Linked DNA regions of Homo sapiens: region 1 is linked to region 2. Evidence: read pairs that join two places in POLR2A ChIA-PET (ENCODE). Cell type or tissue: A673. All regions are shown on one strand.

Region 1 (8,000 bases), 100 kb before region 2:
TAGTCGTCCTGCATGATGATCTGCTGGTCTCAGGGCTTTGACCCTCACTGTTCTCCCACCTGGAACACTGCCTCTACTTGCTCCATGGCTTGCGCTTTTGTGCCTTTAGGTCAAACATCCCCTCTTCATGTAGGCTGTCCACCTGCTCTAGAATGGCCCTGTCTGCTCTGTCACTCTGTCAGTTGGTTTATTTTTCTTCATGGCACATTCTTCATTGTTAACTTGCTGTTTATTTATTTTCTTCCCCCTGCCATGTTAGATCCACAAGGGCAGGGAGTTTGGCATTCTGAGTCCTTGAGCGGTGTGAGACATAGAGGTGGCTCAAGGGTATATTTGGTGGTTTAATGAACAAATAAATGACCATCATCTGCAAATAATGAGAACAAATTGTTGATCTTGATGATGTTTTCTGCCTCTCCTTTCTGTTTCGTGTCCTAATGCGTTGCCAGGAGTGCACTACTGCTTAACTTCCTGAACACTGTCAAGCAGTAATGGTGATAGCAGGCATCCTTGTTTTGTTCTTGATTTAAATAGCAAAGTCTCTAGGGTTTTGTCGTTAAACATAGTTTTAGCTGTTCGTTTGAAGTAAAATTATAGCGCAATAATTTTTTAAGATGTATGTTAAACATATGCTTTTGCAACAAGTTACTAATGTTTTATCCCACATCCGTTGGTTCAGTACATTCATAGATTTTCTATTGAACCTTAGCTACATTTTGAGATAATCCCAACCTGAAGTAAATTGTTCTTTTAATAAAATGTTGAATTCTATCTGGTAATATCATATCTAGAAGTTTTGAGTCTGCAATCATGAGACTGGCTGAGACTTTTCTCCTGCAGGACAGTGTGGCCAGGCATCATGAAGGGACAGAAAGGGCCTGAGGCAGGGCTGAGCAGCATGCAGGAGCCACGTCATGTGGGCCTTATAGGCCATGGCGAGGACTTGCATTTCAATGTGAGTGGGCCAGAAAGGCTGGTTTTGAGCAGAGGAGCAGCATGAGCTGACAAAAGTTTCAAAAAAGTTACTCTGGCTGTGGTATGGAGAATTTTCTGTCCCACGCCAGCTTTTTATTCCTGTGGCTGCCTGTGGTAAGTGAGTCTGTCTTCCTTGGAAGGCACACTCAGGGTGTAGTGTGAAGCCAAGTGGCCTGGGCTTAGTAACAATGGAATTGCTGAAGAGTAAATACTATCTTGTTTCTTTTCACTTTTTGCAGCTTCAAACATCTCTTTGCTAGAGTTAAGCTGAGTCATGTATCGGTTAAGTGGAATCAGATTTACATGCTTCTGCACTGGATCCACTTCCAGCTGCCCAGCTGCAGATGGTCCTTGGTCTGGTCTGGCACACAGCTAGGGACAGTTGCTCCCCTGCCCCTGACACCAGCCCCAGCAGAAGGAAATGATGAGAACAGCAGAAGGGAAAAATCATTTGTTAATGCTATCTCTATCAAGATGTTGTAATTCCCCAATGAGGCAGGCATTTTAGAGAGGACAAGACTGAGGCCTAGATCTTTGGATTTGAACCTGTGGCTATCTGACTTCAAAGCCTGTATTCTTTCCACAATGCCAGTCTCCTCTCACAACTGACCCCTTAACTTTGGTCATTTAAATGGCATAATTATGAATTGAGACCATGTCCCACTCCCTCCCTTTACCCCTGTATAGGAGCTACAGTGCAATGTTGGCCTGCTGTTCTGAAATCTGGCAAAAGCTGAAACTGAGGACAGAAAGTGAAAAGTTCTTTACAGCCTATGAGGCAGGAGCTCAGGCTCCTGGGACTGCTCTGTCTGCACAGCCTTATTTTTTAGAGACTGTGTCATGCTCTGTTGCTGAGGCTGATATGCAGTAGCACAATCATAGCTCACTGCAGTCTTAAACCCCTGGGCTCAAGCAATCCACCCACCTCAACCTCTCAAGTAGCTGGGCTACAGGTACGCACCACCACACCCAGCTATTAAAAAAAGAAAAATTTGTAGAGATGGGGGTCTTGCTATGTTGCCCAGGCTGGTCTCAAATTCCTGGCCTCAAGTGATCTTTCCATCTCATCCTCCCAAAGTGTCAGCATTACAGGTATGAACCACCATGGCTGGCCTTGGATCCAAGTTTATTCTTAAAAAATACATAATTAACCAATAGTTTGTTCCACTGTGTAAGTCATCTTTTCACTTTCTTGATTGCATCCTTAAAACCACAAAACTTTTAAGTTCTGGAGAAGTCCAGCTTATTTGTTTCCTACTTTTGCTGGTGCTTTTGGTTTCATGTCTATGAAGTCATTGTCTAATCCAAGGTCATGAAGATCATGCATGTTTCCTTCTAAGAGTTTTATGGTTTTAGCTCTTATATTTATGTCTTTGATTCATTTTGAGTTACTTTTTACATATGGTGTGATGTAGGGGTCCACCTTCCTTTTGCAGGCAGATACCCAGTTGTCCCACCACCATTTGTTGAAAAGACTATTATTCCATTGTATTTTCTTTGTACTCTTGTTGAAAATCAATTGACCTAAATATAAAGGTTATTTCTAGACTCTGAATTCTGTTCAGTTGATCTATATGACTATCCTCACACCATGTCCCACTCCCTCCCTTCACCCCTCTATAGGAACTACAGTGCAATGTTGGCTTTCTCTATTATTGTAGCTTTGTAGTAAGACCGTAAATCTTAGGGTGTGAGTACTCCAATGTTGTTCTTTTTTTTCAAAATTGTTTTGACTCTTCTGTGTACATTGATTTTCCGTATAGATTTTAGAATCAGCTTGTCAAGTTACGCAAAAAAAAAAAAAAAAAAAAAAAAGACACTTGAGATTTTGATAGGGATTGTACTAAATTTTCAGATCTGGGGAGTGTAAAGAACATGGCTGTGCTTTGGTCATGGATAGGCTGAGGTAAACATCTAGAGTGACTCAGTGAGTTTACAGCACAGGCATATAACTCCACTTGTTATCTTAGCCATGTAGCCATAACATAAGAAGGCTCATCATTTGGCTCTAAGCCACTATTGTCTGTAAAAGGTATTACTGACCTGCTGACACTGTACAGGTGCGCTTGTGCCCAGAGAAGGAGAGAGAGAGCCAGAGCTGTCCGTCTTTGCAGATGGACAGGAGGGAGCCAGAACACAGCTCTGCTCACTTGTACCCACAGAGAGAGAGAAAGAGTTAAGCTGCTGACCCTGAAGGGAGAGCCAGCCATGCAGCTGTGTGTGGGAGCCGCCGGGCTAAGCAGCCAAGACAAGGCGAACAGTGTGACAGAGCTAGTGTGAGTGAGCTGCTGCTAAGAGAGTTACTGAATAAAACAACCTTTCACCTGCCTACAGCCCCCGCAGCGTTCTTTCAGCTATCTGCTCGTCCATCCACTCGCTTCGGACCTCAGCATGAGCTGGAACCTGACTCCAAACAGGACAGAGAGTAGTACCATTGTTGTGAGTTCTATTATTATGTTTTGTTTTATTTTTTCTAATTTGGTCTTGGGGTCTCTTTCTTGACAGTGGCTATAAGCTAAGATAGCCACCCTCTAAGAGAGCCCTGACTGGGGGGATAATTAGGTTCAAGTGTGTCTGTCAGGTGAGACACAATGAGAAAGTGAAACCAAAGTTTGTGAAACAGAAGAAATTTATTACTCACAGGTCCCAGAGAGGTTAGGGGTGCCTATGAGGTGTTGGGACATCTGGAGCCAACAAGAGGTGTAGTGCAGAAGGGGGCAGGCGGGGAGGGTGAGAGAGGAGAAAGTGGGAAGGGGGACTCGTGGTACTATACCTTCATTAAGTTCCATAGGCATTAACCTTTAGGCTTTCTCTCAGGAGTTGTAGACTGATTAGTTAACAAAAACCTGCTGAATGGGGAACTTATTTTTGTGACTCTGGTGTTGACCATTAGGATTTATTGTAGCCAGCAGCTGTGAGCTGTGTTGGGTTTTTGAGTCAGTAGGATGAGGAAAAAGCAGGCTGTACTGGAAACGACCACAAAGGGAGGAGAAATTTTAAAAGCCAAAGGTGATGGAGTACAACTGGGTTTCAAATAACTTACATCAGACCTAAAAATGGATGCTGAGATGCCAAGTATATTAAACAAACTTAAAACAAGCATCTTAATATTAGGCTTTTTGATTCATCAATGTGTGTTTATTTAGATCTTCTTTAATTTCTTTCAGTGATGTTTTTGTTCTCAGCATGTAAGTCTTACACTTTTTTTGGGTTTTTTTTTCTTCAACTTTTATTACAGGTTCAGGGGTACATATGCAATTTTGTTACAAACGTATATTGTGTGATGCTGAGGTTTGGAGTAAATGAATCTATCTCTGAGGGGGTGAGCATAGTACCCAATAGATAGTTTTTCAGCCCTTGCCTCCCTCCCTCCCTCTCACCTCTTGTATTTCCCAATATCTATTGCTCTCATCTTTCTGTCCATGTGTACTTGTTGTGCATTCCCACTTATAAGTGAGAACATGTAGATTTGGTTTTCTGTTTCTGCAGTAGTTTGCTTAGGATAATGGCCTCCACCTTCATCCAATGTTGCTACAAAGGACTTGATTTTGCTCCTTTTTATGGCTGCATAGTATTCCATGGTGTATATGTACCATATTTTCTTTACTCAATCCAGAGTTGATAGGCACCTGGGTTGAATCCATGTCTTTGCTTTTGTGAACCATGCTGCAATGAACATACAGGTACACTTATTTTTTTGGTAGAACAGTTTACTTTCTTTTGACTGTATACCCAGTAATGGAATTGCTAAATCAAATGGTAGTTCAACTCTTGGTTCTTAAGAAATCTCCAAATTGTTCTCCACAGTGGCTGGACTAATTTACTTTATTAGTCTGTTTTCACACTGCTGATAAAGACATACCCGAGACTGGGCAATTTACAAAAGAAAGAGGTTCAATTGGATACACAGTTACACATGGCTGGGGAGGCCTCACAATCATGGCAGAAGACAAGGAGGATCAAGTCATATTTTACGTGGATGGTGATAGGCAAAGAGAGCTTGTGCAGGGAAACTCCCTTATGATACCATCAGATCTCGTGAGACTTATTTGCTATCACAAGAACAGCATGGGAAAGACCCGCCCCCATAATTCAGTCATCTCCCACCGGGCCCCTCCCACAACATGTGGAAATTATGGTAACTACAAGATGAAATTTGGGTGGGGACACAGAGCCAAACCATGTCATTAACATTCCCACTGGAAGTGTGTGTTTCCTTTTCCCCACATCCTCACTGGCATTTGTTGTTTTAGACTTTTAAACAAAGGCCATTGTTATTGGTGTGAGATGGTATCTCGTTGTGGTTTTGGTTTGCATTTCTCTGATTAGTGATTAGTAGTGATGTTAAGCTTTTTTTTTCATGTTTCTTGGCCACTTGTATGTCTTCTTTTGAGAAGTGTCTGTTCATGTCCTTTGGCCACTTTTTAATGTGGTTATTTGTTCTTTGCTTGCTGAATTGTTTAAGTTCCTTATAGATTCTGGATATCAGGCCTCTCTGTTGGATGCATAGTTTGTGAATATTTTCTCCCATTCTGTAGGTTTTCTATTTATTCTGCTGATAGTTTCTCTTGCTGTGCTGAAGCTCTTTAGTTAGGTCCCACTTGTCAATTTTTGTTTTTGTTGCACTTGCTTTTGAGAACTTAGCCATAAATCTTTTGCCAAAGCCAATATCAAGAAAGGTATTTCCTAGGTTTTCTTCTAGGATTTTAATAGTTTGAGGTCTAACATTTAAGTTTTTAATCCATCTTGAGTTAATTTCTGTATATGGTAATAGGTAGGGATCCAGTTTCATTCTTCTCCATATGGCTAGCCAGTTATCTATCACAACACCATTTATTGAATGGGAAGTCTTTCCCCATTGCTTATTTTTGTCAACATTATTGAAGATCAGATGGTTGTAGCTGTGTGCCTTTATTTCTGGGTCCTCTATTCTGTTCTGTTGGTCTATGTGTCCGTTTTTGTGCCAGCACCAGGCTGTTTAGGTTACAGTAGGCTTGTAGTATAGTTTGAAGTCAGATAATGTGATGCTTCCAGCTGTGTTATTTTTGCTTAGGATTGCTTTGGCTATTCGGGCTCTATTCTGCTTCCATATGAATTTTAGAATAGATTTTCTAAATTTGTGAAAAATGTTATTGGTAGTCTGACAGGAATAGCATTGAATCTGTAGATTTCTTTGAGCAGTATGGCCATTTTAATGACATTGATTCTTCCTATCCATGAGCATGAAATGTTTTTCTGTTTGTGTCATCTCTGATTTCTTTCAGCAGTGTTTTGTAATTCTCATTGTACAGATCTTTCATCTCCTTAGTTACTGTATTCCTAGGTATTTTATTCTTTTTGTTGCTATTATAAATGGTATTGTGTTCTTGATTTGGCTCTCAGCTTGAACATTATTGGTATATAGAAATGCTACTGATTTTTGTACATTGATTTGTATTCTGAAACTTTACCAAAGTCATTTATCAGTTCCAGGAGCCTTCTGGTGGAGTCTTTAGGGTTTTCTAGGCGTACAATCATATCATCAGTGAAGAGATAGTTTGACTTCTTCTTTTCCTATTTGGATGCCTTTTATTTCTTTCTCTTGCCTGATTGCTCTGCTAGGACTTCCAGTACTATATTAAATAGGAGTGGTGAAAGTGAGCATCCTTGTCTTGTTCCAGTTCTCAAGAGGAATGCTTCCAGCTTTTGCCCATTTAGTATGATGTTGGCTGTGGATTTGTCATAGATGGCTCTTATTATTTTGAGGTATGTTTCTTCAACGCCTATTTTGCTCAGGGTTTTTAACCTGAAGGGATGTTGAATTTTATCGAAATTGTTTTCTGTGTCTATTGAGATGATCATATTGTTTTTGTTTCCAATTCTGTTTATGCGGTGAATCACATTTATTGATTGCATATGTCAAAACAAACTTGCATCCCAGGAATGAAGCCTACTTGATTGTGGTGAATTAACTTTTTGATGTGCTGCTGAATTCGTTTAGCTAGTATTTTGTTGAGGATTTTTTGTGTCTATATTTATCAGGGACATTGGCCAGAAGTTTTTTTTCTTCATCATCTCTCTGGCAGGTTTTGGTATCAGAATGATGCTTGCTTCATAGAATAAGTTAGGGAGGAGTCCCTCTTCTTTGATTTTTTTGGAATAGTTTCAGTAGGAAAGGTACCAGCTCTTCTTTGTGCATCTGGTAGAGTTAGGCTGTGAATCCATCTGGTCCAGGGCTTTTTTTTTTTTTTTGGTTGGCAAGGCTTATTATTATTATTATTATTATTATTATTATTACTGATTCAATTTTGGAACTCATTATTGGTCTGTTCAGGGTTTCAATTTCTTCCTGGTTCAATCTTGGGAGGTTATGTGTTTCCAGGACATTATCCGTTTCATCTAGATTTTTCTAGTTGTGTACATAGAAATGTTCATAATAATCTCTGAGGAGTTTTTCTTATTTCTGTGGGGTCAGTTGTAATGTCACCTTTGTCATTTCCAATTGTGCTTATTTGGATCTTCTTTTTTCTTTGCTAATCTAGCTAGTGGTCTATCTTGTTTATTCTTTCAAAAAAACAACTTTTGGTTTGCTTGATCTTTTGTATGGATTTTTGCATCTAAATTTCTTTCAGTTCTGCTCTGATTTTAGTTATTTCTTTTCTTCTGCTAGTTTTGGTGTTGGTTTTGTCTTGTTTATCTAGTTCCTCTAGGTGTGGTGTTAGGTTGTTAATTTGAGATCTTTCCAACTTTTTGTTGTAGGCATTTGGCACTATAAACGTTCCTTTTACCGCTGCTTTAGGTGTATCCCAAAGATTCTACTATGTTGCATCTCTATTTCCATTAGTTTTAAATGATTTTTTTGATTTCTGCCTTAGTTTCATTCTTTACCCAAAAGTTATTCAGGAGCAAGTTGTTTAATTTCCATGTAATTGTGTAGTTTTGAGAGATCTTGGTATTGACTTCTATTTTTATTGCACTGTGGTCTGAGTGTGTGGTTGGTATGATTTCGATTTTTTTGAATTTATTGATACTTGCTTTATGGCATG
Region 2 (8,000 bases):
TCACAATATTGCTTCTTCCTATCCATGAGCATGGAATGTTCTTCCATTTGTTTGTATCCTCTTTTATTTCATTGAGCACTGGTTTGTAGTTCTCCTTGAAGAGGTCCTTCACATCCCTTGTAAGTTGGATTCCTAGGTATTTTATTCTCTTTGAAGCAATTGTGAATGGGAGTTCACTCATGATTTGGCTGTCTGTTATTGGTGTATAAGAATGCTTGTGATTTTTGCACATTGATTTTGTATACTGAGACTTTGCTGAAGTTGCCTATGAGCTTAAGGAGATTTTGGGCTGAGACGATGGGGTTTTCTAGATATACAATCATGTCATCTGCAAACAGGGACAATTTGACTTCCTCTTTTCCTAATTGAATACCCTTTATTTCTTTCTCCTGCCTGATTGCCCTGGCCAGAACTTCCAACACTATGTTGAAAAGGAGTGGTGAGAGAGGGCATCCCTGTCTTGTGCCAGTTTTCAAAGGGAATGCTTCCAGTTTTTGCCCATTCAGTATGATATTGGCTGTGGGTTTGTCATAGATAGCTCTTATTATTTTGAGATATGTCCCATGAATACCTAATTTATTCAGAGTTTTTAGCATGAAAGGCTGTTGAATTTTGTCGAAGGCCTTTTCTGCATCTATTGAGATAATCATGTGGCTTTTCTCGTTGGTTCTGTTTATATGCTGGATTACATTTATTGATTTGCGTATGTTGAACCAGCCTTGCATCCCAGGGATGAAGCCCACTTGATCATGGTGGATAAGCTTTTTGATGTGCTGCTGGATTCGGTTTGCCAGTATTTTATTGAGGATTTTTGCATCAATGTTCATCAGGGATATTGGTCTAAAATTCTCTTTTTTTAAAGTTGTGTCTCTGCCAGGCTTTGGTATCAGGATGATGCTGGCCTCATAAAATGAGTTAGGGAGGATTCCCTCTTTTTCTATTGATTGGAATAGTTTCATAAGGAATGGTACCAGCTCCTCCTTGTACCTCTGGTAGAATGTGGCTGTGAATCTGCCGGTTCTGGACTTTTTTTGGGTGGTAAGCTATTAATTACTGCCTCAATTTCAGAGCCTGTTATTGATCTATTCAGAGATTCAACTTCTTCCTGGTTTAGTCTTGGGAGAGTGTATGTGTCGAGGAATTTATCCATTTCTTCTAGATTTTCTAGTTTATTTGTGTAGAGGTGTTTATAGTATTCTCTGATGGTAGTTTGTATTTCTGTGGGATCAGTGGTGATATCCCCTTCATCATTTTTTATTGCGTCTATTTGATTCTTCTCTCTTTTCTTCTTTATTAGTCTTGCTAGCGGTCTATCAATTTTGTTGATCTTTTCAAAAAACCAGCTCCTGGATTCATTGATTTTTTGAAGGGTTTTTTGTGTCTCTATCTCCTTTAGTTCTGCTCTGATCTTAGTTATTTCTTGCCTCCTGCTAGCTTTTGAATGTGTTTGCTCTTGCTTCTCTAGTTCTTTTAATTGTGATGTTACGGTGTCAATTTTGGATCTTTCCTGCTTTCTCTTGTGGGCATTTAGTGCTATAAATTTCCCTCTACACACTGCTTTAAATGTGTCCCAGAGATTCTGGTATGTTGTGTCTTTGTTCTTGCTGGTTTCAAAGAACATCTTTATTTCTGCCTTCATTTCATTATGTACCCAGTAGTCATTCAGAAGCAGATTGTTCAGTTTCCATGTAGTTTGGTGGTTTTGAGTGAGTTTCTTAATCCTGAGTTCTAGTTTGGTTGCACTGTGGTCTGAGAGACAGTTTGTTGTAATTTCTGTTCTTTTACATTTGCTGAGGAGTGCTTTACTTCCAACTATGTGATCAATTTTGGAGTAACTGCGGTGTGGTGCTGAGAAGAATGTATATTCTGTTGATTTGGGGTGGAGAGTTTTGTAGATGTCTATTAGGTCCACTTGGTGCAGAGCTGAGTTCAATTCCTGGATATCCTTGTTAACTTTCTGTCTCATTGATCTGTCTAATGTTGACAGTGGGGTGTTAAAGTCTCCCATTATTATTGCGTGGGAGTCTAAGTCTCTTTGTAGGTCTCTAAGGACTTGCTTTATGAATCTGGCTGCTCCTGTATTGGGTGCATATATATTTAAGATAGCTCTTCTTGTTGAATTGATCCCTTTACCATTATGTAATGGCCTTCTTTGTCTCTTTTGATCTTTGTTGGTTTAAAGTCTGACTTATCAGAAACTAGGATTGCAACCCCTGCCTTTTTTTGTTTTCCATTTGCTTGGTGGATCTTCCTCCATCCCTGTATTTTGAGCCCATGTGTGTCTCTGCACGAGATGGGTTTCCTGAATACAACACACTGATGGGTCTTGACTCTTTATCCAATTTGCCAGTCTGTGTCTTTTAATTTAGCCCATTTACATTTAAGGTTAATATTGTTATGTGTGAATTTGATCCTGTCATTATGATGTCAGCTGGCTATTTTGCTAGTTAGTTGATGCAGTTTCTTCCTGGCATTGATGGTCTTTACAATTTGGCATGTTTTTGCAGTGGCTGGTACCGGTTCTTCCTTTCCATGTTTAGTGTTTCCTTTAGGAGCTCTCGTAGGGCAGGCCTGGTGGTGACAAAATCTCTCAGCATTTGCTTGTCTGTAAAGTATTTTATTTCTCCTTCACTGTGAAGCTTAGTTTGGCTGGATATGAAATTCTGGGTTGAAAATTCTTTTCTTTAAGAATGTTGAATATTGGCCCCCACTCTCTTCTGGCTTGTAGAGTTTCTGCTGAGAGATCAGCTGTTAGTCTGATGGGATTCCCTTTGTGGGTAACCCGACCTTTCTCTCTGGCTGCCCTTAATATTTTTTCCTTCATTTTGACTTTGGTGAATCTGACAATTATGTGTCTTGGAGTTGCTCTTCTGGAGGAGTATCTTTGTGGCGTTCTCTGTATTTCCTGAATCTGAATGTTGGCCTGCCTTGCTTGGTTGGGGAAGTTCTCCTGGATAATATCCTGCAGAGTGTTTTCCAACTTGGTTCCATTCTCCCCATCACTTTCAGGTACACCAATCAGATGTAGATTTGGTCTTTTCACATAGTCCCATATTTCTTGGAGGCTTTGTTCATTTCTTTTTATTCTTTTTTCTCCAAACTTCTCTTCTCACTTCATTTCATTCATTTGATCTTCCATCACTGATACCCTTTCTTCCAGTTGATCGAATCAGCTACTGAAGCTTGCGCATTCGTCATGTAGTTCTCGTGCTGTGGTTTTCAGCTCCATCAGGTCCTTTAAGGACTTCTCTGCATTGGTTATTCTAGTTAGCCATTCGTCTAATCTTTTTTCAAGGTTTTTAACTTCTTTGCGTTGGGTTCGAACTTCCTCCTTTAGCTCGGAGAAGTTTGATCGTCTGCAGCCTTCTTCACTCAACTCGTCAAAGTCATTCTCTGTCCAGCTTTGTTCCGTTGCTGGTGAGGAGCTGTGTTCCCTTGGAGGAGGAGAGGTGCTCTGATTTTGAGAATTTTCATTTTTTCTGCTCTGTTTTTTCCCCATATTTGTGGTTTTATCTACCTTTGGTCTTTGATGATGGTGATGTACAGATGGGGTTCTGGTGTGGTTGTCCTTTCTGTTTGTTAGTTTTCCTTCTAACAGTCAGGACCCTCAGCTGCAGGTCTCTTGGAGTTTGCTGGAGGTCCACTCCAGACCCTGTTTGCCTGGGTATCAGCAGCGGAGGCTGCAGAACAGCGAATACTGGTCAACAGCAAATGTTGCTGCCTGATTGTTCCTCTGGAAGTTTCAGCTCAGAGGGGTACCCGGCCGTGTGAAGTGTCAGTCTGCCCCTACTGGGGGGTGCCTCCCAGTTAGGCTACTTGGGGTTCAGGGACCCACTTGAGGAGGCAGTCTGTCCATTCTCAGATCTCAAACTCCATGCTGGGAGAAACACTACTCTCTTCCAAGCTGTCAGACAGGGACATTTAAGTCCGCAGAGGTTTCTGCTGCCTTTTGTTCGGCTATGCCCTGCCCCCAGAGGTGGAGACTACAGAGGCAGCAGGCCTCCTTGAGCTGCGGTGGGTTCCACCCAGTTCGAGCTTCCCAGCCACTTTGTTTACCTACTCAAGCCTCAGCAATGGCGGGTGCCCCTCCCCCAGCCTCGCTGCCACATTGCAGTTCAATCTCAGACTGCTATGCTAGCAATGAGCGAGGCTCCGTGGGCGTAGGACCCTCCGAGCCAGGCACGGGATATAATCTCCTGGTGTGCCGTTTGCTAAGACCATCAGAAAAGCGCAGTATTAGGGTGGGAGTGACCCGATGTTCCAGGTGCCGTTTGTCCCTCCTTCCCTTGGCTAGGAAAGGGAATTCCCTGACCCCTTGTGCTTCCCGAGTGAGGTGATGCCTCGCCCTGCTTCAGCTCGGTGTGCTACACCCACTGTCCTGCACCCACTGTCCGACAATCCCCAGTGATATGAACCCGGTACCTCAGTTGGAAATGCAAAAATCACCCGTCTTCTGTGTCGCTCACACTGGGAGCTGTAGACTGGAGCTGCTCCTATTCGGCCATCTTGGAACCGCCCCCCCAATCAACATAATTTTTAAAACCTAAGAAGCTAGCTGTAAGATCAAACCCCAATGTAAGAGAAGTAGAGCCCTAAAGTCATTCACTCCCAACTATCAACTTACCCAAAGTGGTTTTTCAAATGAATTCATATCCCAAATCCACATGTCCCACATCTCCTGTTGAAAAATGAATGTCCTAAAATCAGTTTATTTTAGAATAACTCTATTCTCCCCCCTTAGTCAGCCACCCTGTTCCACTTAACTGTAGGCAGCTACCACCTGAGTGCCAGGATCATGCCTTATTCAGCTTCTTCCCCAATACTGAGCACAGTACGTGGCACAAAATGTGTTCCGTTAATGTCTATTACATGAATTAGTGAGTTAATAAACTATTACTGAGATCCAATGCCAAGCTCAGTGGAAATACAAAATTATCTCTCTCCCTCTTAGGAAACTGTGAGGATCTTAACTTTCCAGGTGGGAAGGCCAAAGACACCTACACAGCACTGTGGGAGACACTGTTTGTTCCTTATCCAACCTTGACATTTTTCATTGCATTTGACCTCCAACTGAATTCAAGTGACCATTCTCTGCTAGGCCACCTATTCCTGACTGGTCCAAGCCAACCACGGTCATTCTATTCCTCTAGCTAATAGAAGTGACCAAATCCTGACTAATGGTACTGAAAGGGAGGTCTGCTGGGAAGCATTCAGAAACAGTTATATCCCTCATAGAGATGTTGAAGGAGAAACTACACTTTTCAACCTTTGGCTATTGTTGGAGAGTACAGAAGTAGTGTATGCTTAGAAGTAATGTAACCATCTTGAGGCCATGGGGGAAGCCATCATCAACATGCCATCAATGACATGCTGAGGATAACAAATTGAAAACATGGAGAGCACGCAGGACCCTCATGATTTCATGGAGCCAGACCAACCCTAAGACCAGACCTCCCAATGTCTGAACTTCTTGTTATGCAAGATGATAAAGCCCTCACTGATTTAACTGGGTATTCTGCTACTACAGTGAAAAGCATCCTGATACACCAATCTGCAACCTATAATTATTGATTTATATAGGTATATATCCTGTCAAGAAAAAAATGAAGATACAAATCAGTGGAGGATCTAAATTAAGGACTCTACTTTTACAGGAGACTGCAAAAAAGCAGAACTTCAATATAAATTTTAAGAGCTACAAACTAGAACCTAGTATATGACCTGCTCATCTTAGACACGGCGTTACTTAGTCTATCACAGAATCACATATCCCTAATTCACTCAAACTTTCTCAAATATGTGCAAAACACTACACTAAGCAGTCTGATGCACACAAACATGAAAAATGTTCAGTCCCTATCCTCAACGAGCTTGCAATATAGAAGGAGAGACAACAAAGTGAGTTTGCATGTCATTTCACAGTTTAAGTCTTTGCAAAAGATGCCGAGAGTTGTGACGGGCTATAGCGCACAAAAAAGAGAAACTGGTGGGGAGAATGACTAGAGAATTGGTATGAGTTAGGAAAAGGCAAAACAATATCTCAAGTGGACAAAACAGTGTGAGTTAAAATAGGGAGGCAAGAAATTGCAGGGAATGTCTGGGGAACAGCAAACAGAAGAATTAATTGGGAGACAGGAGTAAAGGGGTGTGTTCAGAACAGAGGAAATCTTAACTATCATGCTAAAGAGTCTGAAAAGCAAAGGCCAGGTAAGTTACTAATTTCTTCTCATACTTTAATTTTTAATCACACGAAGATTAATGCCAGATCATTACAAGAGAACACTGCGTTGGAGTTTCAGCAAAATATGCATCTTTCTGCCCACTATGAACTCAGACACAGGAAAATACACCGCCTACCAGGGGAGCAGTTTCTGGGAAGTAAAGGATCCAGCAGGAACTTCCTCCAGGCCAGGGGCTCATGTTATTTTCTGGTCATGGAATCCCCCAAATCTCTAAGATTTTCTACATGTTTTTGCTACAACACCAACCTCTCCAATTATCATTCTATTTGTTCTTCCTTTACCATCTTCTGCACAAGAAGTCTTTTTCTCTATCCCTAAGGCAAGTCTTCACTTCAATGAAACCATCTGTTAATCAAGTAACTGTAATGTCCTACCTAGCAACACAAGTCTCTTTCTCAGCTTCATTCTACTTGATATCTTAGCCATCTTAAATTATTTTTAGAATAGGCAGGCTATAAATAAAGCCTCTTCTCTTGGCTCTCAGGGTCATTTCTTGTTCTCCTACTTTTCTGACCATGCTTTGAAGTCTTCTTTATTGGTTCCCTACTCTTCTCCGGATCTGTTCTCAAGACCCCTGACACTATACACATCCTCCCTGGGAATTTCAGCAGTGGCACAGCTTCACCCACCGTGTGCCAGTGGCTTCCATATATGTATCTTTTCCCCGGGACTCTTTGGTTAGATTGTAAACATCCCCAGCATGGGAATTATGTTTTTCATACTTGAGCCCTAAAGATGTTATGAAATGTCTGAAGAGAGCAGAAACTAATCTACAAGACAGCATCTCCACCCCCAATGTTATTCTTTATCTTTTCCTAATGCATTACTTTCCACTGTAGCACCAAGTAGTAATTTACATCATAATGTATCTTAATTAATTTATTAATTATCTTGTAAGCTCCAAAATGACAGGAACTTTATGTGGCTTAATGTTATTACTACATCATCTGGAACAGTACTTGGCACAAGGTAGAAGAGTTCAATAATTATTTAGTAAATAAATAAAAATGCCAGAAAACGTATCATGTGAGAAGGAAGAAAGACAATTGAAATTAAAGCATTTTAAGGTCATTGTGTTTAGGGATAGGGTAGAAAGATTAATTTTAGCTTTTTAAAGAGCAAATATGTTGAGAATTAAAAGGTAACAACTAATTAAATAAAAACAGAATGTGTAAGTTAAAAATCAAAGTTGAAAAAGGAGGAAATAGAAAATCAATCACTTTAAAATAAAATGAGAAAGGAATTTAAAATAATAGAGAAACCACACCTATAGACAGCACAAAATGGTAGAAATAAATCCCAATACATCAGTTATTAAAATTAAGACAAAATGACTAAATATATCTAAATTGTCAAACTGGATTTTTTTTAAAAAGTAAAAGCTAAATGCTATTTACGAGACATACACCAAAAACATAAGGATTCAGAAAAGCTGAAAGTGAAAGCATGAGACACTCACACACAGAAAAGTAGAGGAGCTTATTCTAGACTAATCTACTCACAAATAACAGCAGTTACCAGCCTACACTGTGCAGAGTTACTGAAACTCAAGAAGGAAGTCACAATCATATTGGCTTGAAGCATCAAAGGATGAGATTTGGAACTAGCAGGCAACTGGAAAGTGAGGCAGGAAATACTAGAAAAGTGAGAACCCTAAAATATCTATGTAAACTTCACCACCATCTTTAGTTGAACCTTGAATCATATAACACAGGACAGACTCCAAAGGCTCCAAAGAAAAGGAACATTTAGATAGCT

Evidence for each region. ChIA-PET counts read pairs that join two places held together with the same protein. Peaks named below come from ENCODE experiments on the same cell type or tissue, not always from the same donor. Only the 100,000 strongest peaks of a DNase experiment are listed, where the experiment ranks them.
Region 1: POLR2A ChIA-PET joins it to region 2 with 10 read pairs; 2 of 35 experiments call an interaction of 5 or more read pairs at or near these places.

The regions. Positions count from the first base shown.
Region 1 is chr18:35,726,096-35,734,095 of GRCh38, reverse strand. LOC105372064 (a long non-coding RNA gene) reads left to right here and starts at 3,240. Exons shown (of 5, transcript XR_935377.3): 1 at 3,240-3,414. In A673, no CTCF peak of the experiment used is centred here; no DNase peak of the experiment used is centred here.
Region 2 is chr18:35,624,109-35,632,108 of GRCh38, reverse strand. All of the region lies in intron 1 of GALNT1 (polypeptide N-acetylgalactosaminyltransferase 1), which reads right to left. Among named protein-coding and RNA genes, the nearest start is that of MIR3975, 36 kb to the right of the region's middle. In A673, no CTCF peak of the experiment used is centred here; no DNase peak of the experiment used is centred here.